6 separate regions of the Mus musculus genome follow, and regions 1, 2, 3, 4 and 6 are each linked to region 5. A link is a loop called in an ENCODE intact Hi-C map of the cell type or tissue named here. Cell type or tissue: heart. All regions are shown on one strand. Links, peaks and the distances in the headings refer to the core of each region. The heading gives the core; the rest is flanking DNA. Region 1 holds the start of Tlk2 (tousled-like kinase 2 (Arabidopsis)). Region 2 overlaps Tlk2 (tousled-like kinase 2 (Arabidopsis)). Region 3 overlaps Mapt (microtubule-associated protein tau). Region 4 has its middle 13 kb from the start of Myl4. Region 5 holds the start of Mettl2 (methyltransferase like 2). Region 6 overlaps Efcab13.

Evidence for each region. A loop is a pair of places that touch in the nucleus more often than their neighbours do. Peaks named below come from ENCODE experiments on the same cell type or tissue, not always from the same donor. Only the 100,000 strongest peaks of a DNase experiment are listed, where the experiment ranks them.
Region 1: a loop joins it to region 5, with 9 times the contacts of the local background. A loop is called at or near these places in 15 of 42 quality-filtered maps.
Region 2: a loop joins it to region 5, with 2.3 times the contacts of the local background. A loop is called at or near these places in 3 of 42 quality-filtered maps.
Region 3: a loop joins it to region 5, with 4 times the contacts of the local background. A loop is called at or near these places in 6 of 42 quality-filtered maps.
Region 4: it touches region 5 in a loop (5-fold over the local background); 20 of 42 quality-filtered maps call a loop at or near these places.
Region 6: it touches region 5 in a loop (5-fold over the local background); 12 of 42 quality-filtered maps call a loop at or near these places.

What each region holds. Positions count from the first base shown.
Region 1 is chr11:105,179,111-105,184,160 of GRCm38, reverse strand. It overlaps Tlk2 (tousled-like kinase 2 (Arabidopsis)), which reads right to left and starts at 2,634. Exons shown (of 22, transcript NM_001112705.2): 1 at 2,110-2,634. It overlaps 1700052K11Rik (RIKEN cDNA 1700052K11 gene), which reads left to right and starts at 2,728. Exons shown (of 1, transcript NR_027956.1): 1 at 2,728-5,050. In heart, for the core only: no CTCF peak of the experiment used is centred there; DNase peaks (open chromatin) are centred at 1,790, 1,940, 2,700 and 3,390; H3K4me3 peaks cover 3,711 bases; H3K27ac peaks cover 3,118 bases.
Region 2 is chr11:105,229,947-105,234,996 of GRCm38, reverse strand. The region is part of intron 7 of Tlk2 (tousled-like kinase 2 (Arabidopsis)); the gene reads right to left. Among named protein-coding and RNA genes, the nearest start is that of Tlk2, 51 kb to the right of the region's middle. In heart, for the core only: a CTCF peak has its summit at 2,830 (motif pointing right); no DNase peak of the experiment used is centred there.
Region 3 is chr11:104,313,050-104,318,099 of GRCm38, reverse strand. All of the region lies in intron 8 of Mapt (microtubule-associated protein tau), which reads right to left. Among named protein-coding and RNA genes, the nearest start is that of Mapt, 84 kb to the right of the region's middle. In heart, for the core only: a CTCF peak has its summit at 2,205 (motif pointing left); DNase peaks (open chromatin) are centred at 1,019 and 2,209.
Region 4 is chr11:104,587,881-104,592,930 of GRCm38, reverse strand. No RefSeq gene overlaps it. Among named protein-coding and RNA genes, the nearest start is that of Myl4, 13 kb to the right of the region's middle. In heart, for the core only: no CTCF peak of the experiment used is centred there; a DNase peak (open chromatin) is centred at 2,620.
Region 5 is chr11:105,122,973-105,128,022 of GRCm38, reverse strand. It overlaps Mettl2 (methyltransferase like 2), which reads right to left and starts at 1,598. Exons shown (of 9, transcript NM_172567.3): 1 at 1,417-1,598; 2 at 1,156-1,247. The coding sequence starts at 1,526. In heart, for the core only: CTCF peaks have their summits at 2,198 (motif pointing right) and 3,806 (motif pointing left); a DNase peak (open chromatin) is centred at 1,692; H3K4me3 peaks cover 1,717 bases; H3K27ac peaks cover 973 bases.
Region 6 is chr11:104,765,839-104,770,888 of GRCm38, reverse strand. Efcab13 reads right to left here. Exons shown (of 31, transcript XM_030246468.1): 27 at 1,236-1,304. Among named protein-coding and RNA genes, the nearest start is that of Gm11639, 13 kb to the left of the region's middle. In heart, for the core only: a CTCF peak has its summit at 2,641 (motif pointing left); no DNase peak of the experiment used is centred there.

The DNA.
Region 1 (5,050 bases), core at 465-4,464, 56 kb before region 5:
AAAAGTTTTGTGTAAAACAAAACACACAGTAATTTTGTAAACCTCAAGGAAATACACATTCAAGTGCTATAAGTTATCTGATGTCATCAACAGTTATCTAAGATTCCGTAGCAGTTCAAGTTCTCACCTACGAGGATCGTTTCTACTTTTCCTGAATTCTAATTTGGTCTTTATAGGGGGAGGGAGGTATGGAAGTCTACCCCCCGTAATAATCCTAACATTCAAGAGGTATAAGTAGCAGACAGACACAAATTTAAGGGCAGCCTGGTCTACACACAGCAAACTCAAGACCACCTAGGGCTACATAAATTTAAAAAAAAAAATTACAAAAAAAAGTAAATAAAAAGAAATAAAGGGGCTGGTGAGATGGCTCAGTGGGTAAGAGCACCCGACTGCTCTTCCGAAGGTCCAGAGTTCAAATCCCAGCAACCACATGGTGGTTCACAACCATCTGTAACAAGATCTGACACTCCCTCTTCTGGAGTGTCTGAAGACAGCTACAGTGTACTTACATATAATAAATAAATAAATCTTTAAAAAAAAAAAGAAAGAAACTCTTCATATAAACTCTGTAAAAGTTAAGCAGAAGGGTAGAACAAGGGCAAACTTACAAATAGAAAACTCCTGTCAGATACCTTTCAATCTAAGTACTTCTAGAGATTTCTTTCCCAAACACATAAGAACTAGTTAAGCTAAAAATATGAGTCATTTAATAATTTCAAGTGAATCCAGAGTGAATCAGAAGCTGCAAATAACGTCAAGAAGCCCTACTGTATATAGCTCCTTTCTCTGAATAGCTCACAGTAGCTAGTGAAAAATGGAATTCTTTCATGGTAAATGTAATGTAGAACCCAACATAAACCATCAACCTACATTCACTCAGGAAATTGATGTAACTGTAACAATTCCTTTACAAAATCTTTTTCTGACCACTCCATGGAACAGTAGTTTCCTCTCCACTCTGGGTACCTGCTTGCACTCCTCCCAAACAGGGAGGAGCAGGAGGGCACCATTTTTAAACTCTTTTCCTGACCAATTAATGTAGATGCTATGAGCAAGTTTGTCCATCCGATGGGAGAAAGTACTCTTGCATCATCCATTAAAAAGTTCTTCAATATTGAGAATAGAAAAAGAGCATGCATCATAACATAGGAACCCTTCAAACATTCTAGTATTCCAGAGTTACTGGAGGCACTCCTGGAGTGATTGGCAGAAATTTGTATTAAAGTTCACTGAAAAAGGAATCAAACCTTCTCTGCAATCTAACAGCTCCATAATTTCCAGTAACATCCCCTACACCCGTCCTAACTTTCATTTCCCTTCCTGGACTGAATGCCTGGAGCAAAGGGGAATGAAAAGGTGACGAATTCAAGTTTCACTCACACACACAAGTAAGGAATTAGGAAACTGTTAGAATGGTAGAAAGGCATCTTAAAAAAAAAAAAAAAAGACTGAGAAGAAAACCGAGTTTTCCCTAAGTAGGTAGGTGGCCTTGCTCACTACTTGTCCTGCCCTAATAATCGAGGTCGGAAAGGCAGAGGTTACAATGCAGTCTCTCCCCAATCCCAAGGTCTCTGGAAACATTTCCCAACCCTCCATCCCCAGGCCTGGCCCAGAAAATGAGGCCCTAGCAGTTACCCCATTTAATGTCAACTCATGATCAGAAAATACCCACCCCATCTCTTTCCAGAGGGGCTTTGGACCGGGATCCTCCCAATGGCCCCAAGCCGGGAAGCAGGACCGATGGGGCCTGGTCCCGGCGCCCCTCGCCGGCTCCAAACTTTCCCCAACTCCGGGCCCACCTGTCACGGACGGAGCGAGGGACAGCTCTCGGGGGCGCCCCGTAGGCTGCCGAGGCCTCCAGCTCCCCGGAGTCGCCTCTCCCGGCAGGCCGACCGCCACACTCCCAGGCCTGGGCCTGGTCCATCTTCGGCCCGGCCCCTCGGCGACCCCGCAGCCCTCGGGGAGCACCTCCCGCCTCGGCGCCCAGGAGCTGCGGCACGACGCCGGCCCGGGTCGCAGCCTCCTCGGGCCCTGGAGTGGGGCCCCCGGGACGGTTAATACCCCAGGCCCCGGCGCCCTTCCACGTCCAGGGGCTGAGCTTCTCACCTGCCGCCGCTGCCGCTCCACTCTCCTCTCGGGAGGGGCCCCGACCCGACCCGGCTGCTGACCGCTCCGCTCTCCCCCTGGGCAGGCCCGGGGCGGAGCCGGGGCCTCTCCTGAGCGCCGCAACCCCCCGCCCGGGCAGCCGCCGGCGGCGCCGGGCTCCACGACAGGGCGGGCGGGGGAGGGGGGCCACGGAGGCCGCAGATCCCCGAGCTCGCGTACGGAGCCAGGCGGCTGACGCGGGCCCGGGCCCGGGCGGCCGCCGGGGGGCGCGGGGCCGGCCTCCTGGCGCCGGACAAAGGCCAAGGGAGGCGCAGAAGGGTCTGGGTCGGGCCGAGAAGTGGGGGCCCGCTCGGCTGGGGGCCACTCGGGTGCGGCGCGGAGGGCGGGATGGGGGGGGGGTCGGAACCGCTAGTGCCCAGGACCCGCCTCCGGCCCCTTAATCCGGATCGGTTCGGTCCGGATTAGTAGTGATCGGTGTAAACACACTAGTGAAACCGCGTGTTTCCTCGCGAGATTTGCACGGCTGGGAGGCACGGGGGGGGGGTGTTCCTGGGGTGGGGGGGAGGTAGTGCCGGCCGTGGGGGAGGGGACGGGAAAGGTGTTGGGGGGAGGGTCGCTGCTGCCCCCGGAGCTCCGCCTCCTCCAATCAGCGGCCGCGCTGGCGGGCAGGGGTTAACCAGGGGACCCCGCACCGGCGGAACAGGCCGCGCCTGACAGGGCTGCTGAGGGCGGGCGGCTGGCGGCGCTTGCGGCCCCGCCTGCGACGTGAGGGGTGGTTGGTCGGCTCGGGGGCGCCGGGTAAGCGGCCGGGGCCGGAGCCTCGGGAGCCCGCCTTTGTGGAGACAGAGTCGGAGGCCGACGGTTGGGCTGCGCCTCAGGCCGCGGAGCAGCGTCGGAGCGGCGACCCGGCGGGACTGCCGCGCTCGCCCTGCCTCTCATCTACACACATTTTTTGGGGTGAGGAAAGAGGTTGCTCTGCCCAGCGATGGATCCGAGGAGAGAGCCCGGGAGCGGGGCAAGGGGTGTCACTGAGTTCGCGGTGCCCACCCGATGTCCGCCAGCCGGCCATCCCCCGCAGCCATGGTCCACGTCCCCAGACCCCACGCCACGCCACGCCACGCCACAGGCACGGAAAGCCGGCCGGCGGCTCTCGCCTTCCACGTACCTGACTGGCCTGGCGTCTCCAGGGACAAAGGTGTCCTGGGATCACAGCCGAGCCCTCACCAGCATGCCCCCCTCCAGAGCGGAGGTCGCTACCCGCCCCCCGGGGAACTCTCTCAAAGCACCTAGGGGGAGGTTCCATCTTAACCTCCGGTGACAAGATGGCCCTCCTGGGGTGCTGGGGGCCTGCTCTTCAGAGTGTCTGCTGAGAGGGTGAGCGCCTGCGACAGGAGGGCTTTCCTGCATGGGAAAGGGTTCCACCTCTGACCCCAGCGCCAAAGGGGGAAAAAGTCACTTTCTTCACCTAGTTTCACGAGCCAAGACACGGACTTCAAAGTAACGACTCAGCTTTTTGTTTTCTTCTGATGCTTCCTTGACCAGATGTCTGAACGTGTCTGAAGGACTACAAGGGAATCACAAGAGAAACATTCAAGCTTTTACACAGCCGGCTTGAACTTTTCCAGGCGTTGGCAAGTACTCCAAAGTAGAATTCTGTTATTATTAATTTTTCCACATATTGACTGGACAGAGACCTGCCAAATGGGCAAAGGATGATAATTCCTTTTTGTACATTCTCCATCCTTCAGAACTCAAGTAGAAAAACTCAAATTGGGAGTCATCTTCCAGATCCCAGGCTGCTTGGAAAGATGAACGTTTTGAAGGGAAGAGGGGAAGAGCAAGTCAGGAGCAAAGGGTAGGGAAAGGGGGCAAGGAGGAGCCCCCAGAATGCAGTCAGTCTCAAGCATGAAAATGATGAACAAAAGGAGTGCACTGTGGCTCCTCAAGTCTGCACAGTGGGAAAACAAAGACAGTTCTTTGATTATAGTGAGATCAAGAAAATAACACCCACATTCCCATAACTTGGGAGACTGAGATGAAACAAGATTGCCAGCCTGGGTATCTTAAGACCAAAAGAAAGGGGCCTGGAGAGATGACTCCGTGGTTAAGATTGGCACTGTTCTTGGGTTTGCTCCAAAACATCTACACCCGTAAGGCTTCCATGGACAGTGCGTTCATGTGCACACACAGACATAATTAAAAATAAATCTGAAAAGAATATGGCCTGCAACTGACTATGCAGCATGGGCTGGCCTTAGGTGGTGGGTCCTTCGACCTCTTTCAGAGTTCTGGGATTACAGGCATGCAGCCACTATACACAGCCTAAAAATAACTCCTTAAATAACACTAGAGTGTCATAAATTAGGAGAGGAGACCAGAAGAGAAAGAGAAATGGACAGTTGAAACTGAGTTCTTCCAGCTGGTCCACAAACAAGTTGTCTGGGCCAATTATCTAATCGTTTCAAGTTTCACCAACCTTGTGCTAGAGCTAGAGGATTCCCAGTGCCCTTTCTAGACCACAGGTCCCATTTTCAGCTTTTTGTTTTGATAAAAGGTCTAATGTATAGCTGAGGCTAACCTAGATCTCCCACTGGCTGAAGATACTGTCAAACTTCTGGTCCTCCTGCTCCTGCTTTCCAAGAGCTAGGATTAATTATAAGCTAGGCAAGCAGTCTACCAACTGAACTACATTCCAAGCACACAGACTCACCTTTATCTGTTTTCAGAGAGTCTCACTATGTAGCCAAGATTGTTCTAAATTCTCAGTCCTTTTGTCCCAGGCCCTAGGAGCTGGCAGTATAGGCATATGCCCTGATGCCTGTTTCCTGAGTGCAGTTTTAAAGGAACCATTTGAAGACAGATGAAATTTTTAGTTTCACCTTTTTGGGGGGGAAGATGGGGGGTCAAGACAGGGTTTCTCTGTGTAGCCCTGGCTGTCCTG
Region 2 (5,050 bases), core at 618-4,617, 110 kb before region 5:
CTCTTCCAGAGGTCCTGAGTTCAATTCCCAGCAACCACATAGTGACTCACAACCATTTGTAATGGGATCAGATGCCCTCTTCTGGTGTGTCTGAAGACAGAGACAGTGTACTCACATAAAATGAATAATAAATCTTAAAAAAAAAAAATCTGTGTAAACCAGGAGTAGTGTTGCACTCCTATAAATGCCATATTTATGAAGTGGAAAAAGACTGAAAGTTCAAGGTCACCCTTGCTAAACAGTGAGCTCACCGGGCCTAAGCTACACACCTTAAATAGGCCAGGGGAACACTGCGGTCTTTGCCCAGCTGTTGAGTACAGCCTCTGGGTCCATTTGGCACCAAGGCAAGAAGTATATTAAAGTAAATTAAACCAAGTGGAGCTAAAGATTGACCCAAGCCTCATGTATGCTAGGCACACTCTGCCATTGAACCTTTTCTCCAAGCACCTGTATCTTTATATTAGACTAAAGGCTAGCAAACTGCATTGAAGCAAGAAGTCAAGAGATGGTGAAGAAGTGAAAAAAAGTCTGAACAGAAGCTGGAGAAAATGATAAATACACAGAGTGACATCAAGACTTGAGAGACCAGTGAAACATATCTTAAAGCACAGACCTATGGAAAACATGGTGGGTCTAATATTGATTCAGGAGAACTGAATGGATTTACAAAGAGCCGATTTGTTTACTAGAATTTAGAATATGAGGCAATGGCACAGGAGAGAAGGGAATACCAAGGCTGTTTGGGAGTAAACTGTTCTTGCAGGAAGAAAAGCATTCCATGAACTATGCAGAAAAGTAAAAGTAAGATCTAGGAAGACTGGAAGTGGAATATGAAAAAGCTATACAACAATGGACTGGTTTTGACTTTGAGAACAGGGAAACATTCCTTGAAACACTAAATTAGCTTGTGAGTATTAGCATATAGATACCAGGAAATTTACCTGGGATTGATTTAGGGTAGCCAAATAAATACTGGGAAATACTGACATGCCTGCCAAGAACAATGGAAAATTCTTAAGATGAAATACTACATATACCTCTGTAAAGTGCACCACAATAGATCCACTAAAAACAAAAAGATGCCTAAAAACAATGTGTGTGTAGGGAGTTAGGGGATGAGCCTAGACTGAAGGATTACGATGACTTTCATCAACATAAATTTTCTTTCATGAAGCTTAGGACTTTGTATGGTGATGGATACACACATATATATGTAATGTTTAGAAGATACATGAGAATGATACAGTTCTACCTCCTGTGAGCTGCCCTGTGTGAGTGGAAAACGAAAGGGAGTGTGGGAGGTGGGGTTTCATCTTTTTAGATAAGCGTACATTTTTCTTAAAAACTGAAACTAATCATTTGATGGTACAGGCTAATTCTCAGTTGTTGTATATAGTGATACTGCCTTACCATTTCCACTGTTTGGTATTTTTTCAATTTCTCAAAATGAATTTCCCAGAATGGTGGGAAAGATGGGAATTCTGCAGGTTTAGAAATGTTACATTAGTTTGATGTTGGATCTTTCAAAAATAATGTTATTTATTTTATGCACATTGCTATGGTTTTGCCTGCCTGTATGTCTGTATGAGGTTGTCAGATCTTGGAGTTACAGACAGTTATGAGCTGCCATGTGGATGCTGGGAATTGAACTCAGGTCCTCTGGAAAAACATTTAGTGCTCAACTACTGAACCATCTCTTTAGCCCCAATGCTAGATTTTTACTGAAAATATTTCTTAAAAAATTACCAACAATGACTGATAGACTTTGTACTCTATATATCTATTTTATTAAAATTTAAAATGACAACAAAAGACAGAAAGGAGAACAGTGGGGGAATGGATTCTTAGTCAAATGCCTGGCATACAGAAATAAAGACCTGAATTCATGCCCTAAGTATTCATACAAAAAACTGGGTACAGCAGTGCAGCATTCTGTATACATACCACACTCATATACACATTTTTTTTTTAAACAAAGAGAAAATACCTACATAGTTTTAAAGGAGCTTTCAAAGAAACAGTAGTTTGGCATTAAGAGTTTTAAAAGGCCAGGCATGGCGGTGCACGCCTTTAATCCCAGCACCCGGGAGGCAGAGGCAGGCGAATTTCTGAGTTCGAGGTCAGCCTGGTCTACAGAGTGAGTTCCAGGATAGCCAGGGCTACACAGAGAAACCCTGTCTCAAAAAAAAAAAAAAAAAAGTTTTAAAAGGCTGGAGAGATGGTTTTGTGGGTAGAATGTTTGCCATGCAAGCGTGAAGAAGCTAGGCAGGACATGTCTGTAGCCCCAATGTTAGGGCCAGAAACAGGAGGATAATGGAGGCTCACTGGCCAGTCTTGTGAGAGACCCTGTCTCAAAATAAATAGACAGACAGACAGATGGGTGGAAACAGAATTAAGGAAGACTTCCCAGTATCAACCCTAGCCTTTTCATGTACTCATATGGACATATATACAGACAAAGATTAAAAAACAGATCCACCAGACTTTGACAACAAGAATTATTTAATCCAATGAAGACTAAATTAGTAACTACAACTGTTTCTCTCAGTGAATCCAATAAAAATCATTTGGCTTTTGCAATGCCCAACAATGAAACAATTGTAATATTATAATGTTCCTTATTGTTTTCAGGTCTTAGAATAATTTGCATAACAAAGTCTCAATTGTAGCTAAAATGACAAATTTATATACATAATATATGAACATCTGAAAAGATTGGGTGAAAACAAGATTATGTTAAATAAATCCTTCATAGTGGGGGAAAATGGAACTAAAAAAATTTTTACACACACAGAGTATATATATTGCAGCTGTCTTCAGACACACCAGAAGAGGGCATCAGATCCCATTGCAGATGGTTGTGAGCCACCATGTGGTTGCTGGGTATTGAACTCACTCAGGACCTTTGAAAGAGCAGTCAGGGGCTGGAGAGATGGCTCAGCGGTTAAGAGCACTGACTGCTCTTCCAGAGGTCCTGAGTTCAATTCCCAACAACCACATGGTGGCTCACAACCATCTGTAATGGGATCTGACGCCCTCTTCTGGTGTGTCTGAAGATAGTGTACTCATAAATAAAAACTTAAAAAAAAAAAAGAAAGAAAGAAAGAGCAGTCAGTGCTCTTGACTGCTGAGCCATCTCAGCCCTGAAAATGGAACTTTTTAAAGATTGTTACGGCTGGAAAGGTGGCTCAGTGATTAAGAGCACACTGGCTGCTCTTCCAGAGGGTGTGGGTTCAACTCCCAGCACTACATGGCAGCTCACAGCCACCTTTAACTCCAGTTCCAGGGGAGCATCTTTTTCTCTTCTGCAGACAGTGCATGCATGTGGTGCACAGACATGCATGCAGACAAAACACTCAAATACATGAACTATAAATACATCTTCAACTGGGTGTGGTAGTGCATGCCTTTAATCCTTGGAAGGCAGATCTTTGAATTCAAGGCCAGTCTGATATATGGAGTGAGTTGCAGGACAGCCAGGGGTACACAGAAAAATTCAGTCTCATAAATAGATAGGTAGGTACATAGGTTGATAGGGAAGGAGGGAGGGAGGGAGGGAGATAAATAAGTAAATATTGATTGATTGACTGACTGATTACATAAGAGACATTATCTGAAGTAAAGGTGAAAATCTCAAATACAATCTGTCAGCAGTGGCTATCTCCTCTAGGAGCCTCAAAAAAGACTTGCATTTTCCCCATTGTTTTAAGGTCTTGTGAATTGTACAAATGGAGTATTTTTACAATTTAGAAGATTATATACTATGTCTTAACATTTCCTATTTTAAACATGAGATTACATAATAATTTAATATTCATCTCTGAGTTTGGGATATAGTTCAGTGAGAGTGCTTGCCTAACAAAATAAGGCTTAGCCAGGTGTGGTGGCACACACCTTAAGTCCCAGGAGGCAAGAAGCAAATGGATCTCTGTGGGAGATCAGCCTGGTCTATACAGTGAGTTCCAGGACAGCCAGAATTACACAATAAAATCCAGTTTCAACCCCAGCCCATCCCCCAAAAAGATAAGGCATGATTTAATTCCAATCTCTCTCTCTCTCTCTCTCACACACACACACACACACACACACACACACACACACACACACACAAATGAACTCTGAATTTTCTATCATACTATTTTTACAGACAGACAGTTTTCATTGCTAGTTTTCACACACACACATATAAAACTCCTTTTACTATATGGCATTCCAACATATAAATGTATTATAATTCATTTTACCAATTCCTTTATGAAGAATGCCCTTATTAATTTATGCAACATGTAAATACATTGAGTTCCTATCACAGTAAATTCCACAGGACACTGGAGATATAAATTGGGCAGTTCTGACCTAACAGCTGACATTTCAGAGAGTAAGGAGTCAGGCACAGTACATTTTACTGCAGCTAAGATATGAGTCAAAAGAGTGGGGCCCAAGAGCTAGTTAGGGGAATGGAAGGCAGTGAGGACTTATTTTATAATGTGCTCAAGCTGGGTTCTCTAGTAGAGTTCCTTGAAACAGAGAACAGAAGGTATATTGACATCTTAGGGGGAGAACGCTGAGGCAAGAGCAAGCATAAGCTAGATATAGAGGTGCAGACCTCTTAACTCTAGCACTTAGGAGGTGGAGGCAGGAGGAACAGGAATTCAAGGTTAGCCTTGGCTATATAGTAAGTTTAAGGCTAACATGGAATACCCAAGACTGTTTTAAAACCTTCACCCTCAAAAGTGCAAAGGCTTTAACTAACAACAAAGCTGGTAGTACTTAAACAAAGTAGTCAGTCTGAATGCCACTTGGTAAGAAAAGAAAAAGCAGCAAGGGATGGGGGCAGGAACAAGCCAAGCAGGGCCATTTTAAGGACTTGTGAGACAGAGGCGGCACATATGAACTGGGGTTCAGTAGTATTGGGTGCTACTGAGGAAACTAAAAGAACAAATAGAGGGGCAAGGAGTCCAGTTAGGCTGAAATCTCAACAGGGGGATAAAAATTTCAGCTACAGTGGCAATAGTGAATAGAATTAAGTGGAGGAATTCAGGGCATTTTC
Region 3 (5,050 bases), core at 683-4,682, 810 kb after region 5:
CTGTTGGGCTGTGGGGGGAGAGCCAGGTCTGAGCCCTGACTCCTCAGGGGGCTCAGAAGCTGCCTGGGATGGCACCCTGGAAGTCACAAAAGGAATCTGGAAGAGAACATGGCTGGGAACAGGAGGACAGAGCTGGGAGGTCACTAGGTTGGGTGGAGTGACAACTGTAAACAAGGAGTCCCCTGGGTCAAGTGATGAGAAGAAAGATCAACAACAATCCAAACAGACACACCAGTGCAAGGCACCTTATCACAAAGAGCGTCCAAGGCTGGGGAGTGGCAAGGCTAAAGGCTTCAAACCAGATTGTCTTGAGCTGAGCTGGTGGGATGGCTCAGGGAGGGTAAAGAACTTGTCATAAAACCCCACTTCTGCCTTCTGAACACAGTGGCGTGCACATACAATACTTAGTTACTTTAGACTATCCTCTGTTAATTTTAACTTTTTTTTTTAATGCTATTTTGAGGCGGGGTCTCTCTATGTAGCCCTAGCTATGCTGAAATTCAGTAGTAGACCAGGCTAGCCTTGAATTTACAGAAATCCTGTCTTGAAAACCCAAAATAATAACAACAATAATAACAACAACAATAATAACAATAAAATAAGAGGAAGAGGGCACTATTATATTCAGCACCGAGCTTCCCGGAAGCCAATGAGGAAAAAGGAAATGTGACTGATTACATAACTCATGATTTGACAAAGAAAATGGTTTTTGGAGGAAGATGACTGCTAGACACAAATTAATCAGAGGACATTAAGCAATCGCACACGGTCTGAAACATACATAGAGACCCCGCCCTGTGTGTGTGTGTTTCTTATTCTAACCCCACAGGAAAGGAAACAAGCTTTTGTGGTGTTTGGCACTAGATAGATATTTACAAAGCAGACTTGAATTACTGCTAGTGGTCATGTTAAGCCAAAGCGCTCGGGAACACTGAGGTTCAGAGGGGGAGAGGGTGGTGGCTGGCGTTGTGAAACTGGAGCCTGCAATGCCGTTCCCAGCAAAAGCAGCTGGCCCGGTCCACGGCGCTGGGCTTTGGCTCTGACCGGACACTGGAAACATCCTGGAGCGAATGGAGGATGTTTTCAGCTGAGGGCCTTCGATTCAGGAGGAAGTGTTTGTGGGCAGGGAGTGGTCCTGAGAAGCTGGCTGGACCCACTTTAGTTTACACTTCCCAGAGCCATGTCAAACACTAGGTGGACTTTGTTCTACCTCTGTTTGGGCTCAGAACTCTCAGGGAATCCCTTGCTGGCACCAAGCCTCTAGCCCAAGGAGCTCCCAGACTGCTGGTACTAACTGGGCTAGGCCGGGCATCACCTCATTTGGAACATGAACCTGACGTGGCCAGCTGGGGTTCCAGAAAGCCTTTCCTTAGAGTCCAAGAAAGCCTGCCTGTATCCAGTCTAGCCGACCTGCAAAAGGCAATAAGGTGCCGGAGGTCAGGTGCCATTACAGCTACCCTTTCAACAGTGGCAGTAGCTGGGGACGGAGCTCAGATAGTAGAGGACTTTCCCAGGACGCAAAAGGTCCTGGATTTAAGCCCTCACAGTGTATAAAACTGGGTGTGGTGATGCAAACCTGTAGTTTTAGTGCTTGGTGAGAGGACGCAGGAATATCAGAAACTTCAAGGCCATTGTCAACCACGTGAGTTTGAGACCAGTTTGGAATAAATGAACTCCTGTCTTTTAAAAAACAAAACAAGCCGGGCGTGGTGGTGGCGCACGCCTTTAATCCCAGGACTTGGAGGCAGAGGCAGGTGGATTTCTGAGTTTGAGGCCAGCCTGGTCTACAAAGTGAGTTTCAGGACAGCCAGGGCTATACAGAGAAACCCTGTCTTGAAAAAAAAAAACAAAAAAACAAAACAAAAACAAAAAACCAAAACAATACAAACAAACAAAAGGCTTTTTTTTCCTGTGTCAGTGAATATGTTGCATTTAAAATACATGCAACTCCCCCCCCCCGCCCACATACAAATGTTAACATATTTTAAAAACTATTTCAATCTCTGTATAATCAGTGGTGAAGCAGAAGGACAGGCAGACAGAAACAAAAAGAAATGGGCAGAGATGAGAGAAAAAAGACCACCAGTTAGCGGAAAAGACGACTCAGAAAATCGCAATACACTTGCAGAGAAGAAAGCAACAACTGTGAGTGGGCCAAGAACACAGGCTGCTGTCTACAGCGCTCCTCTGCCATCTTGTGGTCACCTGTGGTACTACAACCCCGGCACTCCCAAGGGCTCTTCCAGGTTCTACAAGCTTTGACTGGGGGACTCACAGGTTATGTCCTGCGTGGACCTGGAAAACTTCAGAGGAGCTCTTCATCTGCTTAGTCAACCAGGGGGACAGTAGCTGAAAACTGGTTAGGAAAGAAGTGAAATTCCTTTCTTTCTTTCTTTCTTTCTTTTTTTTTTTTTTTTGGTTTTTTGAGACAGGGTTTCTCTGTATAGCCCTGGCTGTTCTGGAACTCACTCTGTAGACCAGGCTGGCCTCGAACTCAGAAATCCGCCTGCCTCTGCCTCCTGAGTGATGGGATCAAAGGCGTGTGCCACCACACCCGGCAACATTTCTTTCTTTTTTATTTTTATTCTTTTATGAGACAGGGTCTCACTACTTAGCCCTGGCTGCTCTGGAATTTGCTTTGTAGACCAGCCTGGACTTGAACTCAGAAATCTGCCTGCCTCTGCCTCCTGAGTTCTGGCATTAAAGGTCTGCACCACCTTCAATGCCTGACTCTCCTACCTCTACCTCCTGAGTGCTGGGATTACTGGTGGAAGCCACCTTTATCTATCTATCTATCTATCTATCTATCTATCTATCTATCTATCTATCTATCTATCTATCCATCCATCTATCTATCTAAACAGAATCTCAAGTATCCCGGGCTACAGCTTTGGTGACAGTGTCAGGATGGGTCTCGGGCCCCCGAGCCACACCCCTGGCTTGTCTTTCCATCTCTTACTTTACTATCATCTCCTGTTATTTAATGCTTTCTTTCGGTTACAGGTGAATTTCTATAATTTAATGTTTTTTTAATTTGAGGGTGGCCTAGGCTGGTCTTGAACTAACAATTCTGCCTTCAGCTTCCTACATGCTACAGTCCTAGATGACTAGTACGCCTGGTTTCCTCCATTCCAAGAACACACTTCTCCATGAGAAGCCCTGACACACAAGGATCTAAGGTTCCAGGGCCTCTAGTCTCTAGAACAGAGGTTCTCAACCTGTGACTTGAAACCCTTTTGGGGGGAGGGGTCAAATGACCTTTTTCTTTTTTTTCCATAGGGGTCACCTAAGATTTTTGTCAAATGGATATTTACATTACGATTTTTTTTTTTTTTTTTTTTTTTTTTGGTTTTTCGAGACAGGGTCTGCCTCCCGAGTACTGGGATTAAAGGCGTGCGCCACCACTCCCGGCTTTACATTATGATTCTTAACAGTAGCAAAGTTACAGTTTTGTAGTAGCATTGCAAGCAATTTTATGATATGTGGTAGGGGTCACTACAGCATGAGGAAGTGTACTAAAGGGTGCAGCGTTAGGAAGGTTGAGAATTGAGACCCATTGCTCCAGAGGCAGAACGTGAGATCGCACAACAGATCACTGGACAGTAGAGTCTTCTTTTCCTTTCCTATTTTTAAAATTTTTGTTTTTGTTTTTCTTTTTTTTTTTTTAAGAGAATATCTTGATACAAGCCTCCCTGCCTGGCCTGGAATTTGCTACCCATAGAACTTGCTACTCTTGAACTCACAGCAAGTCCTCCTGGGATTACAGGCATGCTCTATCATGCCCTGCTCCAGTGAGTAATTTTTAAAAAACACGGTTTAAACCCTGGTCTCACTGTGAACTCCCCACTCTCTCCTCTCAGATGCTGCACAGGGAGGGGCCGACTCTGGATGGACATGGAAGGCCTAGGGCCGGCCCAGCTGTGTCTGAGCTGAGAAGGTACCTGCGGAACCTGTATATGGGGTCATGGCAGAGACCAAAGGAAGACCCAGGTGCTCAGGACCCCACGGTTTGGGGAGGACCAAAAGCCAGCATGATAAGAAAGCACTGAGCATGAGCCTCAGCCTGGACTGTACCATGGAAACACTCCGGTCCATTCCTGGGGTCACGGTGAGGCTGGGGTAGGCTCTGTCCCTGGGGGTCACGGTGAGGCTGGAGTAGGCTCTGTCCCTGGGGGTCACGGTGAGGCTGGGGTAGGCTCTGTCCCTGGGGGTCACAGTGAGGCTGGGGTAGAGAGCATTAGACATTTAAAAGAACTTCCAAGTAGCTGTTGTCTCCTGGTTCCACACTCCTTCCTGTATTCTCTGGTAAGGCTGTCTGACCGGCTGCATTTCCCTTTAACACAGCCTCACTGTGAAATCTTAGGGTGAAACACGTTCACCGAAGCAACCATGGAAGCCGAGGGGAAAGTCTAAGGCAGAAGAGTAGATGCCTCTCGCATATCTCCTAATCAAGATCTTCCTTCATGTGGAGTCCAGGCTAAACAGACTCCTTGGTCCAACCTGAGGTTGCTAGGATAACATGTGTCACTCTTGCTTAGCTTGATGGAAAATCTAAATGAACCTCAGGACACTCAATGTCTGCAGAGTCCCCTGCAGTCCATTTCTTCAAGGTAAACACCACTCCAGAGGGGTCTGTAGTCTTCAGTACCTTTTTTAAAAAAATTAAATTACATTAATTCATTTGTGCGGATGTGGGTGTATGCTTGTGACACGGTGTGAAGGTCATCAGAGGAGAAACCCTGTTGGAGTCAGTTCTCGCCCTCCACCTTGTAGGTTCTGAGGACCAAACTCAGGTGTTCAGGTTTGGTGGCCAGTGCCTTTAACTGTTGAGCCGTCTCAGGCGCTCTCTCTCTCTCTCTCTCTTTCTCTCTCTCTGTGTGGTTGTGTATGGATGCCTGAGAAGGTCAGGAGAAAGGGTAAGGTGACATGGAGCTGAACAAGCAGGTGTGAGCAGCTTGCAGTGGGTGCTGGGGACAGAACTCTTGCTAAGAGCAAGGGCCCTTGACTTCTCAGTCATCTCTCCAGCCCTGCTTTATTCACTTATTGTGGG
Region 4 (5,050 bases), core at 586-4,585, 540 kb after region 5:
GTAGTAGGGGAGTCTGCATCCAGGTGAGGGGCACGTGCCCTACACAGATCCAGAAAGTTCTGGAAGGAGCACCGGGGGAGCACGGGGCATGGCAACAAACAGGTGTAACCCTAAGGGTCAGGAAGCAGAGCAGGAGCAGGCCGGCTCTGTGATGAGACAACCCCTGAGCTGAGGCAGAGGAGTTCCGGGAGGACGTTCCCATTGCCAAAAGAGGGACCACAGGAGAAAAAGCAGCAACTGCCTCCCTAAACCAAAGTAAGCCCCCAAGGAAGGGCAAGGGTCAGGGGTCAGGGGTCAGGGACCAGGGGATGGAAATAAAACACACGTTCTGGGAAAAATGAGAAGAACTGTTGTCAAGTTCATGGTGGCCTGGGAGGAAGACTGGCCTGGCCAGATGCAATGTCAAAACATCCAGTGAGAAGATAAACAGAATCCCACAAAGGCTCCAAACAGCACTTCTTGACCTTGTATGGATCTCTGACCCCTCCCCCCGCCCCCCCGGAAAATATGATAGCAAAGCACAAAGCCTGTTCTTGGAAAAAGGAGTACACAGAGGCCTGCGAGAGTCTTTTATGGTTAAGAATTCCTGTTTCTGCGCACAAGGAATGAGTGGTACTCGGCAGGGAAATTCTAGCTATGTAGTTTGCAAACAATTAAATAAGGAAACAGGTGAGACTGACGGGGCTGAAGGAAGAGTTCCACAGCATTTTCTCATACGTCAGGACGGGGAAAGCTAAGTGCTCTCCTTACAGACCTCAAGTTATGACAAGGAGCTGGCAAAGAAAACCTTAGAACACCTGAGTTCAAAGTGGGATTGAAACACAATCTTAAAGTCTGGGGGTTAGCTCGGGTAGTAAAGAGCCTGCCACACAAGGGTAAGGATCTGAATTCGGATCCTCAGACCCCACATAAAAATTGGCATAGGCTGGTCAATGCCTGTAACCACAGGACTGGGGTGGGGGAAGAGGAGCAGATACAGAAACAAGTAGATTCCTGAAGCTCGTTGGGCAGCCAGCCTTGTCAAATAAATGAGCTTCCAGTTCCCTGAGAGACCCTGTCTCCAAATAAATAGAGGGAGAGGGAGGCGTGGGGGTGGGGGTGGGGCACAACTGGCATCTACCTGTGGTCTCTGTATCCATGTGCACACACATGTGCGCCTGCGCACACACACACACCAGACACACACAGACCTACAGAAAAAACTACAAACACCACATTCATCAACCAATAAATATAGAAAGATAGACGGACAGATTCAATGTTAAAAAGTGGCAAACAGCCAGGCGTGGTGGTACACACTTTTAATCCCAGCACTCGGGAGGCAGAGGCAGGCGGATTTCTGAGTTTGAGGTCAGCCTGGTCTGCAAAGTGAGTTCCAGGACAGCCAGGGCTATACAGAGAAACCCTGTCTTGAAAAAAAAAAAAAAAGAAAAGAAAAGAAAAGAAATCTACTCATGTGCATTATTTCGAGTGAGTTCTCTCTCACCACTTCAGGTTCAAAGCCCATATACACAAGATTCTTTCTATCCAACATAAGGCTGTGGAGCTGAGTTCAGATCCCAGCATCCATATACAAAAGCACCTCCAGCAGCTACCTCTGTGTCCTAGTGAGGAGTAGTGTGGCTGTGATGAAGCACTATGACCAACCGTAAGCTGGGAAGGAAAGTGTCTATGTGGCTCACACTTCCACGTCCTAGTCCATCACCGAAGGAAGTGAGGAACTCAGAGAGGGCAGGGACCTGGAGGCAGGAGCTGATGCAGAAACCATGGAGGGATGCTGCTTACTGGCTTGTTTGTGCATCCTTGCTTGTTCAGCTGCTTTCTTATAGAACCCAGGACCCAGCCCAGAACAGCACCACCCACAATGGGCTGGGCCCATCAATCTCTAATTAAGGAAATGTCCTATAGGCTTGCTCAGTCTTATGGAGACATTTTCTCAGTTGAGGCTCCCTTCTCTCTGATGATGCCAGCGTGTATCAAGTTGACGTAAAACTAGCCAGCATCGTCTGTAATCCCTCTATAGAGGGAGAGAGAAGTGGGTCCCTAGAGCTCACTCTCCAGCTGGTTGTACCAAATCAGTGAACTCCAGGTTCAGTGAGACATCTAGTCTCAATGAATGAATGAATGAATGAATGAAGTAGAAGGCAAGCAAGAAAGCTCATCAGTGAAGAGTGTCCTCTGCTCTTCCACAGGACCTGAGTTCAGTTTCCTGCATCCATATCAGACAGCTCACAACTAAACACAGACACACACACCATACACACAATTAATTAACTAAGCATAAGAAAAAAGTTTTAAACATGACGCAGTCTGCCTTTTTACCTTACAAGCTATGGAACCAAGACAAAGTGGGAACATGATTTAGGAGCCAAACTGGGTCATGCCAGGAATTCATATTTCCACAACAATGTCCTCTCTGTGACCTGCATTGCCAAACGTTGTGATGAAGCTTGCAGGCTAACTAACGGCTGTGCTTCCTTTTAAAATAAACAAGCTCTGCGTTTGTCTAAAGGCTCAAAGATAAGCTAAGTGACTCCTGGAGTTTCTTCCAGCCCAGGCTAAGCACCTCAGACACACACTCGGGCTTCCTGCTGGAAGCACACTGTTGCAATTCCGCCATCTACTGGTAAGAACTGAACATGGCACCCTAGCCATCACCAACATACATTACCTTAAATGACCCAGTAACCAGGGTTTTTGCAGGACGCCAAGCACATGGTGGCACTGTGCTGCTAAACACTGCCTTCGGGTGATTACACGACCCTAGAAATCTAAAAGGTCTCTAGCTCTGACATCTTCAGCTGTCTCAACCCAGTGGCTCTGTTACGGAGAACAAGCTGAGAGTTCTGTTTAAGGGGTGTGTTCATCTATAACAGTGGGGAAAGCATCAGGGAAGGGGCAAGTCTGAGTCGTATCTCAAAGGGTTAGAATAATTTTAATGTTGCTGCCCTACTGATCAGTCAGGCAAGATGCACCCCCACCACAATGGTAGCAAATCGGAGACTGGCTCCACAAGAACAAAAATCACATCTGATACTGTAAAACTGGCCAAAACTGGCTGGGAGATCAGAGCCCTTAGTGAGGAAGGGGCAGCTCTTGTTGTGCTAAGTGGATGTGATATGCTTCTCCTGGCTTTCTCTGCTATTACACAAGCCAGTATTCTGTGCCTAGGGAATGGTACCACTCTCAGTGGCTGGGTCATCACACCTCAATTAATATAATCAAGATAATCCCTCATACACAGACAAGCCCACAGGCCAACCTAATTACATAATTCCCCATTGAGACTACCTTCTCCTGTGATTCTAGATTGTGTCAAGTTGACAATTACCACCAACTCAAAAATATTTGGGCATTTTTGTTGTTGATGATAATGGTGGTGGTGGTGATGATGATGATGGGAACTGAGCCATAGATGGTAGACAAGAGCTGACCAATGAGCTATGTTCCCAGCCATTACTATCACTATTATATCTGAATGTTCTTGAATGGGGACTATAGTTCCCACCTCCTGGGCTGCTGGAAATGGCTGTTATCTTCTCAGCACAGGGACAGTCACACAGTAAGAGTTCAGGACATTGATTGTGGGTTGTTTTGTTTGTTTGTTTGTTTGTTTGTTTATCGCTCTGAAATTTGCATTTGTCCTCAAAGGTGCCAATTTCATGGTCACATCATCTCTAATGACCACTTTCCTCAAATCCTTCCCACAGGTAGCAGAGACTGTGGGCCGGATCAGGAACTCGGTACTGAGTTGGGGAAGAAGGCAGGGGCGTCCTTGGGAGGGGGAATTCTCCAAGCCAGGTTCTGTTCACAGCCTCCGAGTCATTCCCTCTGATAAGGGGACTTTCCAGAAAGCTGCACTTCCGACCTGGAGCAGACTGCTCCATGGAACCCTGAACGGAGGTGGCTGAGACGGGCCTTTAGGGTCTTCCTCACAGCAACTGCCCTGTGTCCCATCACTTCCCATCAACCCATAGCAGGGCCAGAGCCTTCCTTAAGTCATCCCCATTGAGGTAAAAGGACAGGAATCTCTTCCATCTTCATGACGGTCCCCAACACAACAAAGGAAACATACTGACCATGGCAGTTCCCACAGAGTAGGAAAAGCTCCAGAGCCTTTTCATCAGTGGACAAGATGGCCAAGAAGCACCAAGCACCTCAGCTCATCAGAACAGCTCCCACATGGGGAGACAGTATACAAGGGACTTCAGTGCCTGAGGGTGTGTGCAGGATAGCAATGACACCAGCCCTGGACCTCAGTGGAAGGAGACCAGTGAATGCACTTCCGTTTTTGTTTGAGTGTGGTTTGGCTGGTGGGTTGGCTATTGTTTTGCTGTTGTTGTTTTGTTAGAGGTTTTATAGATGTATCTAATTTTTCCCCTTTGATTTTGTTTATGAAACAAGATCTTTCTATGTAGCCCTGGCTATTCTGGAACTCACTACGTAGTGAGTCTGGTCTGTTTTTCAGGTACCAGGGGCACCATGCTCAGAGGAAGCACCTCATGTGCCCACATCAAGAAACCAGGACCAAAAGCAAAAAATAAAAAATAAAAATAAAAACCATGCTCCCATGCTCTATTGGGACAACACGGTGGCGTGTTCCTCAGCTATAAAAGGTTGGCAATTTAGACACAAACTACAACATGGATGACACGGGATGGATAGGACAATCGCTGCATGAGCTCATTTATCTAGAGTAGTCAAAGTCACATACACAAAACACAGAGTGCTGATTGACTGGGGTGTGGGTGGCACCAATAAGTACTTCCCGGGAAAGGACCCAGAGCCCATTGCATGCTGGGCAAGTGCTCTACCATTGAGAGACATCTCCACTTCATGTAAATAGTCTTTCTTTTCCCCCTTTTAAGATGGTGCGTGTGCGTGTACGTGTGCGTGTGCGTGTGTGTGTGTGTGTGTGTGTAACATGTGCATGAAGGTGTCCTCAGAGGCCAAGATGGCGTTGGACTCCCTGAAGCTAGAGATACAAGTGCATATGAACCCCTGGACATGGGTGCTGGGAGCCAAATTCAGGGTCCTCTGTAAGAGTAGC
Region 5 (5,050 bases), core at 441-4,440:
ACTAGAATTGATGAAAGAATAAAAACCTGAGAAATTGGAATCCACCACTGACTGCTTACCTCTAGGCAAAGCACTTAAGGCCCCGTGGTCCAAGTTTAATCGTTTTGGAGACTAGATCACCCTATGCTGCCCAGGATGGCCTCCAATTCAGTGATCCTTCTGCCTCAGCCTCCCACGGAGCTGAGTCTACAGGAATACACCACTGCACTTGGCTAACTGGTCCTTTAACTGCGAAAAGAGGATACTGGGCTACATGATTTTCAAAATCCCTCTCAACTCTACGAAGCTTTATCTAGTCTTATCTACCTAACAATGCAGGCAGGGTGCCTACTTTGCAACTGGAATATATACATATACTTATTTTTGAGACAAGCTCTCATGCAGCCCAGGCAGGAGTGGAACTCTACGTAGCAAGGATGCTCTTGACCCCACTCAACCTCTTGTCTCTGCCTCCCAAGAGATTACACCCCTACATCTTAGGAGGTACGTGCCTGGCCAGTGACCTCGGTACTATAGAGAAACTATCAGTGCTTATTATCATAACCGATGAGCCATCTCTCCAACCCCCTGATGCCTATTACCTTAAAGTTCCAGGTTTACTTTCAAACGCCTCCTAGAAACAGGGACAACCAGTTCTAGTATTTTATAAAGGAATTATTCTTGTCTTCGGAAATGACCTCTTTCGCTTTGAGCAGACTCGTCTCTCCACTCTGCTGCACGCATCTTTCTTTGGTAGAAGTCCCACATCTCCAAACCCAACACCTCAAGAAAAGATGTTATGATCTAATCCTCTCCTCCCACAGTACGTTAGGATCCGACCACATCAATCTAGCTCTGATGGAAACGTCCCAGCAGAAGGTAAACTGTAGAAGCTACCCTAAGATGACTGAACGACTTTACGGTTGCCACAGGCCAGCCACATCAACGCGACACTCGTAGAACTAGAGAGTTCAACAACAACAACAACAAAGTCCAACCCCAATGGCTTCAAGACTTTGTTAGAAGACAGCCCCTTTGCCTCCTAACCCGTCCCCTCCCCGACCCGTTCTGGGCCGGAGTTCTCCATCAGGTCAGTGATAAAACGATCCCGGTGCCCCCATTTTTCTTGCCGTCTGGAGGAGGCGCGTCCCACACTGCGGGCACAACGGAGCGCACCTTGCTTCTCCGGGCACACCAGCGGGGAGCTGTTCTCCTGCACTTTCCTCTCCGCCGCCGCGGCCTGCTCCTCGGACCACTTCACGTTGTCCCTGTGAAAACCAAACGGGCAGCTTCAGGCCCACCGGTCCCGGACCCGGGAACGTCGGTCCTCGGGAGGCGAACGCTTCAGCTACCGCCGCGGGAGGAGGGCCAGCGGGCAGGGCTTTTCTCCAAGTGCTCCGGGCTGGCGAAGAGCCGGGCGAGATGCAGGGCAGTTACCAGGCATTGTGATGGAAGACGCGCGCCGGGTCGCTCAGGAACCGGTGCCCGAACTGCGGTCTCTTCCCGTCCTCGGTCTCCGGCACGCCTTCAGGGAAGGAGGCCGCCATGACACCGGAGACGGAAACGCCTTCTCTTCCCGAAGGCGAGGACTTCCTGTGGGCCACGCCCCTTCCGGAAGTAGCGTCACTGGGAGGGAAGATGGAGGGCGGGGCGGGGCGGGGCGGGGCGGGGCGGGGCGGGGCGGGGCGGGTTCCAAGTGATTGGGAAGCTCAGCGGAGGCGAGTCCGAAAGGAGTCATTTCTCCCTGGAGATGCACAAGGGCGTGCAGCACGGGGAGGAAGTAGGAGGCTATTCCCTCGAGTACGGTTCCGTGCAGGTCCCAAGATTCCCCCCAGGAAAAGCTTTGACTAGCCGACTGTGATGAGACGTGGTCACCAGACCACAGTCCGCGGGGAGGCAGCGCGTGGGTTTTGAGAGCATGAAGCTTCCGTGTTAAATGACATAACCGACCACACCTCCTTGAAAAGCCAGGCTTAATTGGCACAATAAAAATTGTAATTCGTTCATGCATAGAGCTTGTAATATGTATTCAATTTATTTAAATGTATACATTGTACACTTATATACTATACATATATGTATAAATATTTTAAAACTAATAGTAGGTCACTGGTATATAATTTATAATTGCACATTTTTAGCCTTATATTTTCTATTTAAATAAATTTCCCCTTTATGTGTACGCATGGTTGTGCACCACGTGCATGCAATGCTCATGGAGGCCAGAAGAGGGCACCAGATCTCCTCGAACTGGAGTTACAGATGCTTGTGAACCAACATATGGGTACCAGGGATCAAAATATGGGTCTCCTAGAAGAGTAGCCAGTGCCCTTAATTATAGGGCTCTCCAGGCTCTATAATTTCTTTAGGCTTGGTGGCAGGCAGCTTACTTGCTGTGCCATTTTACCAGCCAGAGTTATTGTTGTTGTTGTTATTATTGTTGTTGTTTTTGTTATTATTTTGATACATTTTGAAGGACTATGTAATTCTGGCTGGCCTCCAGCTCTCTATGCAGATTAAACTGGCCTCAAACTCAGAGATGTGCCTGTCTCTGCCTCTCAAGTACCGGGATTAAAGGCATTCACCATCACATCCAGCTATATGTATTTTTTTTTTTTAATATCATGCTCTTTAAAAGCTGTTAGTGTTCACATTCAACAATCCCATTATATAATTTTTGTGTGTGCAGAAAGCTCATTGTCCTTTTACTTGAAGTTCCAACATTATTTTTAATAAGTGAGCCATTTGAAATATATGGCTGCTTCTCTTTCTCTCTCCTCTCCTCCCTCCCTTCTTCCCCCCCCCCGTGTGTGTTTTAATTATTATTTTCTTTTTAAATATAGAATTCCTCTATATAGCTCTGACTATCTCATAACTCTCTTTGTAGACCAGGAAGGTTTCAACTTCAGAGATCTGCCTGCCTCTGGCTTCTGGGTACTGGGATCAAAGATGTGTGCTGCCTCCACACCTGGCTAGGTTTTTATTTTTGAGATTATGACATTACATCACTCCTCCTCAACCCTCCCATATTCCCCTCCTTACTCTTTCAAATGCATGGCTTCTGAAAATGGATGAGTGTGTCACTGTGTACCCTTATCTGGCTTCAAACTCTGGACCCTCCTGTCACGTCTAACTTTGCCAGTGCTGGAATTACAACATGCATTTCCAAATGTTTAACTATTCTAAACTTGAGCTTTTGTTTTTAGACCATTTTCTTTTTTGTGTCTATTTACATCAGTGTATTTCAGTGTATCTATTTACTTCAGTGTATTGTATCATTTACTGAAAATGGTGTGTGTGCTTGGTTTTCTTTTTTAAATTTATTTATTTCTATTTTATGTCCATTGGTAATTTAACTTCATGCATTTCTGTGTGAAGGTATCAGATCCCCTAGAACAGGAGTTACACACAGTTGTGAGCTGCCACGTGGGTGCTAAGACTTGACCCCTGGTGCTCTGGAAAAGCAGATGGTGTTCTTAACCGCTGAGTCACCTCTCCATTTTCTTTAAAAAATTATTTGTGTGTGTGTGTGTGTTCAGAGGAATATCAGATCTCCTGGAGCTGGAGTTACAGGTAGTTGTGAGCTGCCTGATGTAGGTGCTGGGAACTGAATTCACGTCCTCTTTCGAGAGCAGCTCTTAATCGCTGTGCCCTCTCGCTAACCCACTAAATGAGTTTACACAATGTATTTTGCTGGCCTGTACCAACTCATTTTCCTTCGGCAGTTGAAGCATCTAACATCTTTTGAAAGGAGTTCGGAAGACGTGGTGCAAGGTGGTCAGAATACATTGAGAACTGTGTTTCAGAGGAATCGAGGGGCCCCCTAGTGGACGATAAAGGGCACTCTCCTACTAAGCGGATATATTCAATGCTTGGAAAGGCTAAAGGCTCTCCAGGGGATCGACTTGGATGTTAGCCCAGGGCAGGGTAGTTAATCATTTCATGACCCAGCCACCCCAACCCCATCACCCTCCCAACCCCTTGTTGCAGGCGGTGCCAATTCTGGGCCATTTAATGGCGTTGCTGTGGAACAAGAGCTCCAGGGAAGGATCTTGATGTCTTAATTGCTTCTTTTTAACTTTTACAGAGCATGAGCAGCCTTTTGTATAAACTGATTTAATAACCTTTTTTGTTTTTGTTTTTTTCTTTTAAAAAACTTTTTGATTCTTTGTGGATTTCACAGCATGCAATCCCACTCATCTCTCCTTCCTTCCATATTCCCTATTGCCCTCACAACCTACCCTCCAAAAGAAAACAAAAACCCCATCTCTCTGTCGAATCTGCGGTGTATCACACAGTTTACTCTTTTACTCAAACGGCTTGCAAATATCATTGATCTGGCTTGGTACCTCTGGCTTCTGCTATACTATCAATACTGGATCCTCTCTTGAATTCTTTTCAGATAGCCTATTATTGGCCTGTGTCATGGAGATCCTGCAGCTTGGGTTCTGCAGGACCTGCCCCTGTTGTAGTGTCAAACGACCCTTACTCACAAGGACCACAGAGACCGCCGCCATCACTGCAAAACGCATGAGGATTTTTATTGATCTAACATGTTGGGGACTCCCCTCCCAGCACGCAGGCCAGAGGAGAGACCAAGAACAAAGAGAGGACACACTTTTTATACCTTTGTAAGGGGCAGATTTGAGCAACAGGGTTCTCATTGGTGTAGCAAGTGACCCTTTCAGACATTGGTTGGTTTGTATAGTGACTAAGTAACCCTTTGGCCTAGTGACTCACTTTGCTTGCCCCCATGGTGGGTTATTATGATTTGGTCAGCAAAGTAATAGTACATTTTGAACTTATGGATCAGCTATTAATGTCACAGCTATTAACGCCAGGGGAATTCTCACAACAAGGTCAGGGTGGTTTGTGGTCTTTGTCAGAATTCAGTGTGGAGCAGGGGGCAGGAGAATTGCTAATCTTGTTATGGTTATTTCTCTGAGAACAGCTAATATTGTTTTGGTAGCTGCAGGCTTAATCATTTTGGCCGATAAAACTAGGTTTTTACATTTGTTTAGTCAGCCAGCTTCCTTATCTGGCTCTGCACTTGGCCTGTTAGTACAGTTTG
Region 6 (5,050 bases), core at 416-4,415, 360 kb after region 5:
CCACGGCCTACAGAAATTAAATAGGTGTATCTTTAAAAGAACTCTGGCCCAACGAGCAGCTGAGAGAGTCAGATGCAGATATTTACACCCAACCAATGGACGGAAGCCAGAGACCCCTGTGGTTGAATTGGGAAAAAACTGGAAGAAGCTGAGGAGGAGGGCAGCCCCATGGGAAGACTAGCAGTCTCAACTGACTTGGACCCCCAAGATCTCTCAGACACTAAACCACCAACCAGGCAGCATACGCCATCTGATATGAGCCCCCCCCCCCACACACACACATATACAGCAGAGAACTGCCGGATCTGAACTCAGTGGGAGAAGATGCATCTAATCTTCAAGAGACTTGGGGCCCCAGGGAATGGGGAGGTCTGGTGGAGTTGGGGATGGGGACATCCTCTTGGAGACAGGGGATGGGGGGAGGTATGGGATGGGAAGCAGTGGGTGGGGGGGGGCAGATGGGAAGGAGGATGAAGTCTTGACTGTAAAAAAAAATTAAAGAATTTTTTTAAAAACTTAAAGAAAAAAAAAGAATTCTGAGTCAAAAAGCTTTTGAAACACATCAGTGGGTTTTGTCTTTAAAGTCAATTAGACAATTAACAAAACCAAACTGCAGCCAGGTAAAAGTTCCTTTGGGGTATAATTTCTGAGGAAGCTCAGGCTTTGTTCATTCACTGCTAGCTCTCAAAGGCGTTTCTGCTGCACGCTCCAGGATAACACAAACAGTAAGGTTTGCCAACAACTGGGCACAAGTTCAGGATGGTCGAGAGGCGAGTACAGAAGGCAAGCCATTGAGGACAGGAAAAGTAATGTGGTCTAAAAAGGGAGAGTCCTTCTCGGAGTCCAGGAGCCTTCCTTCTTCGAGAGCATGCTGGCTGGCTTTCCTGCCCCAGACTATGCGCTCTTTTACAACATGTTTCTGAAGTGAGAGAATAACCACATGGAGATTTACAGAAACGAGAGGGGTGTGTGCTGCTGGAGCAATGGGGTTATCCCTACAATATAGCGTGCGTATACTGTAAAGTAATTTGCCTTTAGGAGTCATTACAGGTATGACATTCTAAATAATTATTCGAATAATTAGCTAAGGCATGGGAAGTCTGGATACAACATTTAAAATGAGGCAAAGGAAACTTTAGGAAAATACTCAAAGAAAAAAACAAATGGCGTTTGAAAGAAGTTTAAAATACAATGCGGTGATTCCAGAAACTTACTTTCATTTTTATTATACTCACTTTTGAACCGTGTCATTGCAGATACGCCAGTTAAATAATTAATTGTGTTTCTTAAGATCGCCTCTTTTTCTGCAAAGTTAAAGAGAGAGAGAGAGAGAGAGAGAGAGTAGGGTTTAAATGGATCAAACTTACTACCACAAGGGCTAAAGAGATGGTTCCGCAGCTCAAAGCATCTGCTGCCTTCAAGAGGTGCTGGGGTTCACTTCCCAGCACCCACAAGGCAGCTTATGACCATCTGTAACTCCAGTGCCAGGGACTCTGACATCTCTTCCGGCCCCTGCAGGTATCAGCCACGCATGTGATACACCTACATGCATGAAGGCAAATCTTCACACACATAAAATAAAACTAAATCTTTTTTTTAAGACAGTAGTGAGGCAACAATTATGTTAATATAGTAACATATTTCTGTGATCACAACACATTGGTTTGACTGGGGGGATACAAGGGCACCTCCCACACTCACACAACACACAGACACAACACACAGGGATCAAAGTTTCATAACGTAGCACTTACCACTCCCGCCTGTGATACACTCCGAAGCCCTCTGCTACCGTTCTAAGTATTCCCATTTGCTTTTTAATGATATTCAGGACCTAGTACATTCACTACACAACTCATTACGTGACCCATGTGTTAAAACAGTCACAAGTTGTATAGGATAAATGTGTGTGTGTGTGTGTGTGTGTGTGTGTGCGCAGCAATGATTATTAAAGTATATATAAGTAAGACTAAAGGACAGCATGCAGGGTCACGTTCAGCAAAGAGATCATTTTTTAAATATCTGTTGATGAAAAGGACAATTTCATTTTTTTTTCTTACCAGCAAATACTTCCTGTTCAATGTGGGGAAAAAATATCAAACAGAACAACAACAAAAAAAAAAAAAAAAAAAAACTATGCACAAAATCAAATGGATAAGAAGGCAATGTTTGTAACTTGGTAATATAGTGAATATGTTAAGATGACTAGATCCTAGAATTGATCAGAAAGAAGGACACATCGGCTGAATGAGGTCATGAGACTTTCAGTTGGGAGATGTCCCACCCATAAGGACACCCCACCCGTAAGGACACAGCATCCTCATCTCCAAAAACAAAAAGATGCTGAGAGAAATAAAAGGGTTCCGAGGGATTGGAGGTTTGAGGTCTCCTCTCCCTTCCATGCCTCCCTAGCATGGGAGTTCCAACCATGAACTCATGAGGTCAGTCCTCAGATTAGATTCAATTTCATTAAATTAAACCAACGTAAATGAAATGCTGGGACCGAAGCAGTTAGACACCTGGATTAATCCTCTGAAGGTACTAAAAAGAAGAGAGTTTTTCTACATCTTAAACCATCAATTTGCATCCCAGTACTGAATGTCTAGCCCGCTCCTACCTGGCTCCCCCTGCTGGCTCTAACGCAGAAGCACAGCAGCGGCATTTCACCCAGAGTATTTGAAAGACTAAACACTTTAGTGGAAAACTTTAAACTTTCAAATTCTCACTGTCTAGATTCCTCCAAATCTGGGAAATGTCCCTTCTTCAACTTATGAAAACTTCCTAACATTTCAACACCCAGGAAAAAAATATCAAGAACTGAGATACGTTCCTTCTTTGAAAGTGGTGAGTTTGACTTCTCTATTAGCATACAATTAAGGTTTCTCTTTGGGTTTGGTGCAGTTTCTGGAACGTTTTCCTATGTATTTCTTATTCTGCATAAAAGTCTTTGAACTTCAATAATTAACAGCTGAAGGTCTCTCTGTGGATTGAAAAGTTATCAGCCACACCCTTTTGAATATTTTCAATACAGCCACCTGTATGCATGAATGTTAGACACCTGTTTCCTATGCCTTTAACCCTTTCCTATATTCCAAATCTTTACTGGATTCTCCCCATATAAACCCTCAGACCATTTTACAGTTCATGCTTACTTTGGCTTTGTTTAATGTACTGATATCACTAGCAGATGGTTAATTTTAGTATCTTTAGTTTCTAAAGATTTTGTTTATTTTTTAACAAATGTCTTCATTTTAAAATATTTCTGCTTCTTTTGCACTTCATCAACTTTATCTTTTATTCATTTAATAGTAGAATAAGCAAAATTAAAACAACAAAACTAAATTAAATACATGAGAAAATATAGAACAAAGGTATGTTGACATCAGACAAAACAAGGTTAAGACCTTATCAATATCCACTACAAAGAAATCAATTCACAGTGTGTGGTGCAGGGTGACAGCCACCTCACATGTCAACAGACTATGAAATGTCAGTTTAAGAGACTTGAACAAATACACAAAAAAATAATAAGGGGAAATCAGTTTCAACCCCCAAACAGTCAGGGAAAAAAAGATTTCTCAGCAGCCAGGGAATGTCAGCACAGATGCCGTGGTCATAGGCACCCTCTGCTGTCAGAAGACATCAGAGCACACATGTTTGCCCCTAGAAAGAGACAAAAATCTACCCATCTTTCCCAGTTTTCCACTTGCATTCTCCCAAGTTCTCTGATGCATGTATTTTAAATATAAGTCTATTGGTGGTGTGTATATATCTTCTGTGTAGTTTTCTTTCCATTTTGCATTATTACAGTGTTTTTTATTCAATGGCTGCACAGTTATCTTTTGAGCAGATAATTTGCATGATTGTTGAATACCCAGGTTTTCTCACCTTTTCATTGTTTTCACAGAAATCTTGATTCCCCAATTTCTTTATTCTTTTTACAAACGTTACTCTCAGATAAAATTTCCGAATTAATTGAGTTTTACAGGTCATTGTTTGTATTCAAATGTCTTACATGATAGGATAAAGATGATCTCAGCAAAGAGCCACACTTGTGTCTTTATCCTCTAAGAGTGTTTAATACCAATTGAAATTCAAGCACTTTAAAGTTAGTTAAATCATACATTAGAATATATAAGCAAGGGGCTGGAGAGATGGCTCAGTGGTTAAGAACACTGACTGCTCTTCCAGACGTCCTGAGTTCAATTCCCAGCAACCACATAGTGTCTCACAATCATCTGTAATGGGTTCTGATGCCTTCTTCTGGTGTGTCTGAAGACAGCTACAGTGTACTCATATAAATAAAATAAATCTTTTAAAAACATATATAAGCAAGATAAAAAATATATATGTATGATATATTTTATCATTCAAGATGATAATATATCATTCAAAATATGTTATATATTACATATAAATATATATCTTTCATATGTACATATGAAAGAAAAATATATCCTATGTTCTGGGGACAAAGCACAACTGGAAAAGTGTTTGCTTAGCTATGCAAAGCCCCAGATGTGATTCACAGGACTGCATGAACTAGGCATGCTGGTACATACTCATGTCAGCCATCAGTAGGTAGAGGCAGGTGGATCAGAAATTCAATCTCATCCCCAATTACACAACAAATTTGAGGCCAGCCTAGAATACAGGAATCCTCGTCTCAAAACAGCAAATCAAAACAAAACAGAGCAGATATCCCTAAGGTCCCATACTGAATAATCGTAACTCATGGGTTCAAATATCTTGTCAAAGCTTCTCAGTGGAGCAAGTATTAAAGGCAGATTCATTTGGTTACAAAGGAACTAAAGAATGGAGGGACGATGTTTCTGAGTACACCCCTCTCTGCCCCTGCCCTTAATATAAACTGCAAGCCGTCCACATCAATTATCCTTGCAAAGAAAACAAGACGATTGTAGTGACACCTTCTGGTGATTCTAGAAGTCACACACATCTCGTCCTTCAATAGCTTGTTAACCCTAAGAATTCTATGACTGTGACAACAGTGAAGGGGTTAATATCATATTCTGTATCAAAGGAATCGAAA